Regions from separate parts of the Homo sapiens genome. Here region 2 is linked to region 1. Evidence: chromatin loops called from intact Hi-C (ENCODE). Cell type or tissue: heart right ventricle. All regions are shown on one strand.

The links. A loop is a pair of places that touch in the nucleus more often than their neighbours do. Peaks named below come from ENCODE experiments on the same cell type or tissue, not always from the same donor. Only the 100,000 strongest peaks of a DNase experiment are listed, where the experiment ranks them.
Region 2: it touches region 1 in a loop (11-fold over the local background); 2 of 110 quality-filtered maps call a loop at or near these places.

Annotation. Positions count from the first base shown.
Region 1 is chr1:34,796,445-34,798,944 of GRCh38, forward strand. No RefSeq gene overlaps it. Among named protein-coding and RNA genes, the nearest start is that of GJA4, 4.7 kb to the left of the region's middle. In heart right ventricle, no CTCF peak of the experiment used is centred here; no DNase peak of the experiment used is centred here; H3K4me3 peaks cover 2,500 bases; H3K27ac peaks cover 2,443 bases.
Region 2 is chr1:35,567,736-35,570,235 of GRCh38, forward strand. TFAP2E-AS1 (TFAP2E antisense RNA 1) reads right to left here. Exons shown (of 3, transcript NR_183387.1): 3 at 2,076-2,184. Among named protein-coding and RNA genes, the nearest start is that of TFAP2E, 4.3 kb to the right of the region's middle. RefSeq lists a silencer at 2,482-2,500. In heart right ventricle, CTCF peaks have their summits at 1,372 (motif pointing right) and 1,574; a DNase peak (open chromatin) is centred at 1,366.

The DNA.
Region 1 (2,500 bases):
AGAAAACTGTTTGTGCAAAGTCAGAGGAGGGATTGACAGGCTGAGGGGGCATTTAGGTCCTGATGAGCCACCTAGATACAGGAGGCGTGGCTGAGGATGGGCCCACTGCTGGCAGAATTGACCTATGTGGAGGCGACCCAGGTAGGGGAGAGCACTAGGTAGTGACCCTCAGAGGCAAGCTGGTTGTCCTCCCTTCCCAGGGACATCTGGGGCTAGGGTTGAAGAAGGAAAGGGGGTCTCTCTGATGTGGCCACATGCTTCTCCTTGAGAGCCACAATGCCTTCACAGCAGGTTGGCAAGTTGGCCCCTCTCCCATCAGGATGGGTGTTGAAAACACCAGCTCTGTACCCCTCATCCAGAGCTCATTCGCTCACTCGCTGCTTACCCAGCGAGTCTGAATGCTCAGCCTAATAAATTACGACCCTCTTCCTTTTCCAGCTGTGGTTCCCATTGTTCCCTCTGAATCGCTGAAATCGATCAGGCCAGCTTCCTCATGGCTCCCAGATTCACCCAGTATGTTCCCACCCTGCCCCTGTGTCAGCATGCAGCGTCCCTGCCCCCCACACTTCGAAACTCCACAAATCCTTTAAATACTACTGGACCCTGGAAAAGGGCTTGGTGCGGAAGAGTGAGATGAGCTTATCACCAGAGGGCCCTGAATTTAAATGCTGTGGTCTGGAGTCAATCATTTCGCTTCTCTGAGTCTCAGTTTTCTAACCTCTAAAATGCAAATAACATCACCTGCCTCACAACTGACTGGAAACCAAATAAGTGAAAGTATGTGACTGTGCCTGGCTCAGTAGTCATGCAGTAAAATTAAGCTCACACCTTTCAGCCAGACTAACATAGGCTCTTCCTCCAGGAAGCGCTCTCTGACTTCTCCAGCTAGTCTCCGGCAATGACCTCTACCTCTCAGGGATCTGAACCACTGCTTGATTGAGTGAGGCTGGGCTCAATCCTGAAAGCCTCAAAAAGGAGGCTGTTCACATACTGGAAGTCCATGACCACTGGAAGTTGAGGTCCCTGTCTAAGAGATTCTCCTCCAGCCAGGGTGAGAGGCCAGAGGCTGCAGGTTAGAAGCCAGCGTTAGAGCCAGCATTACCTGAGGGGCTTCAGAGCCCTGGTTTGGTGTTTCTGTTATCCCCAACCTTTCCTACTTTGGAAAGGTAGGAGAAGAAAGGTTTCAGTGAGCAGAAATGGCATCCTTCCCCTCCCTCAAAGCTCACCCACTCTGAGCTTGGTGTCAGAGCCGGGGTCAGGCTGGGGCTCAGGAACTTGGACCTTTGGCAAGACAAGTTGGGTCCTAGACTGGCGGCCACACAAACACAAGCACATATGGGCTGGGGGTTTAAGAGTGAGGACAGTGTCATGGGGCTGGGATCACACCATTTGGGTTGGGGGTATGGTGAAGACTTTATGGAGAGAAGAGTGGCTGTAAGCCCCATCCCACCTGTATTCCCTTGCCAAGGCTACTGTACCAAAGTACCACAGACTGCACGGCTTAAGCAACAGAAACTGATTCTCAGTTCTGAAGGCCAGAAGTCTGAGATCGAGATATCCGAAGGGCTGGTTCCTTCCGAGGGCTGTGAGGGAGACTGTTCCAGGCCTCTCTCCCAGCTCTGGTGTTTTGCTGGCAATCTTTGGCACTCCTTGGCTTTTAGACGCATCACTCCCATCTCTGCCTTCATCTTCACCTGGTGTTCTCCCTTTACCTGTGTCTCTGTGTCTAAATTTCCCCTCTTTATAAGGACATCACTCATATTGGATTAGGACCCACCCTAATGACTTTGATCTAACTTGATTACCTCTGAAAAGACCTTATTTCCACATAAGGTTACATTCTGAGGCATTAGGGGTTAAAACTTCAATATATCTGGCAGGAGGCACCATTCAACCCATACCACCACCCTCGTGGCCCCACCTCACCTCCAAGCACTGGTCAGGCACGGGGCTCTGGAGAATGCTAGGTTTGTTGGACGCAGGCATCTCCTTGGTGATGTCACTAGGATGAAACACGGCAGGTTCACACCTTTCTTTTCCTTTGTTTCCTTCTTCCTCTCACCAGCCTATCCCTTGCTGCCACCAACCAAAATCTAAGTTGACAGCTAGTGGCTCTCAGTTAGAGAAAGAGCCATCGTTTGGAGTTAGGAGACTTGGCTCCTACCTCACACCTCTCATACGCACTTGACTATGGCTCTTTCCCTTCTCTAGGCCTCAATTTCCCCATTGTGAAATGAAAGGGTTGGATGAGAAACACGTATGTGACAATTAGGTATGAGGAGCGTTGCGTGTGGTAACCTGTCACTGATCATTGATCTGAAACTCATGAGTGATGTGCTATTTCGCATGAATCAGAAAAAAGTCAAGGTTGTTTCTACAATAAGATTAATTCCAGTCGCTTAAATTCACATTGCCTTCCTAAGTAGGAAAGACAGGGATGGGGTTATGTGGAGTGCACTGGGAATTTTGCATAACCCAAGGTCATCTTATCTATGACGGA
Region 2 (2,500 bases), 770 kb after region 1:
ACAAAAGAAAAACAATTAGCCGGGCATGGTGCCTCGTGCCTGTAGTCCCTGCTACTCCCGAGACTGAGGCGAGAGGTTCTCTTGAGCCCAGGGGTTTGAGGTTATAGTGAGCTATGATCACACCACTGCATTCCAGCCTGGAAGACAGGGTGAGATCCTGTCTCAAAAAAACAAAAACAAAAACAAAAAAACTGTAAGCAGTGGCTTCTATGTAGGTCCAAACACAGTGTGGCTGGAGCATGCGAGCCCCTCAGACTGGCCAAACGATTGCAGGAAAACTTACAGCAACTATGTGCTCTGAGACTTCAGGGTGAGGAGGGGCTTGCCAGGCAGACACGAAAAGGAACAGCAAGGTCTGAAGGCATGCAAGCTTGAGAACTACGAGTAGTTTCGCATTCCATGGTGTATAGAGTGTGAAGTGTGGAGTGGTGGAAGATGAGGTTGAACCAGCAGGCATGGACCAGATCCTACTGTGCTGTGCTCAGAAGCTTAAACGTGGAATCATGCTGAGAGATCAAATTGCAGTTTTGTTTTTTTTAGAAGCAGGGTCTCACTCTGTTGCCCAGCCTGATCTCGAAACTCATGGCCTCAAGTAATCCTTTTGCCTCAGCCTCCCAAAGTGCTGGGATTGTAGGCATGAGCCACCATCCCCGGCTAGACTGCAGATTTTTTAGCAGATTGAATGTGATCCCGTTTGCATTTTGGGAAGATGAGGCACTGCAAGAGGAATGGCTGAGCCAGGGAGCTCAGAGAGGAGATGCTAAGTCTGAACTAAGCCAGTGGCAATGAGGCTGGAGAAGATACAGGTAGGAGTTAATAGGACTTGGTGATTAACTGGAAGTGAAGAGGGGTAAAGAGAAGGGGAGTAGAACCAAGGATGACTCCCAGATTCCTGATCTGGGAGACTGAGTGGATAATGGGGCATTCACTGTCACTGGGAACACTGGGACAGAGACAGATTTGTGCATACCATACACAACTCAACTTGGTAAATGGCGAATTTGTGCTGCTCATGGTATATCCAAGGGGTAGTTGCTTTCTATGGTCTGGAGCTCAAGAAAAGTCTGGGCAAGTGACAGATTTGGGAGCTGTCAGTATAGAGGGTCCCTAAAGTCATGGGAGGGACTGAGATCATCTGGGGAAGTGAAAAGAGAAGAGAAAGGTCCCAAATAAAGTGACAGCCACCCATGGTCCCTGCTGTCAGGGTGCTCTCCCTCCCATAGTGGAGAAGTCAAACCCTGCAAAGCTTCCTAATACAAGGCAGACAGAGTTCTGTGCTTAAATGAGGTATGGTCAGAGAGTTCTGGCTTGCTCTTGGTATTTCAGCGGAGTGGGGAAAAGGGAGATCTGAGCTGCAGTTGTGAGATCTAACCACGAGATGGCGCCTTGGCATCTCCTTGTGCCAGATTTCCCCACCCTGCAAACACTCAGCCTGGCCTGGAGCAGGAGGTGATCAAAGGCTGGGAGGATGAGGGTGGCTGTGTCAACAATAAATGAGGCAGATCAGAGTTTTTTCTTAACATAAAATCCAAATGCAAGCTCACTTTTTGAAAAGAGAAGGAGCCTTGGAGAAAAGCAGTATGCCAAGTGTGCCAAATGGGAGTCCACGTATGTTTGAGCATGCAACTCTATGTCAATATATGTCCCATGTTCCTATGTGTACTTGTGTTTCCCATGAATGTCTCTGTGCAAGTTGTGTGCCCCATGTTCCCAAGGCTGTCTGCATGTGTACCCCACTGCACCCCAGGCCTCCACATGTGTGCATGTGTCCCAGGGAGCAGACAACCAGAAATCTCCACCTCCATGCCTCAGAGAGTGAGGAGTCCCTTGGCACTGAAAGAAGTAGTCCTGAGTCTGAAATCATGGGACTCTGATGTTTTAGGGAGACTCAAAGCAGCAGCAGACCATGGAGAACATCCCTCTCCCCAGTAGCCATAATCAAAATCACTCACTTATCAGATGATCTCTTCAGATTATACCTGGGTTCTATGTGTAGATACCCAGGATCATGTTCACATAGAGCCTTCCTAAAGGATCCCTTAATAGGCCAGTGGATTCATAACACCATCCATTGATGTGTTTATCATTTACAGTATTTAATAAGCATTCATTGAGTTCCTGCCATGCCCCAAGCACAGCGCTAGATACATTTTCTGTTTCTCCTTTAATCTTGTGAAGCAGTTCCTGAAAGAGGAAAAGTAAGTTAGTCACAACTGCAGAGTCTGGAATGCTCATTAGAATGTTTAAACTTTTTTTCCCCCGAAGATGGGTCATGGGGAGCCCTAGGAAAGTTTTCAGTAGGGAGGTAACATGGTCCAGTCACTCTTGTGGAAGTTGGAAATTGATCAGAAGAGATATGAATAAAGTCAGGAGACCAGTTAGAGAATTGTTGCAATGGCCTAGATAGTGGTTCTTAAACTTTAATGTGCCTCTGAGTCACCTTAAGGACTTATTAATAACACAGGTTGCTGGGCTCCACCCCCAGAGTTATTGACTCAGA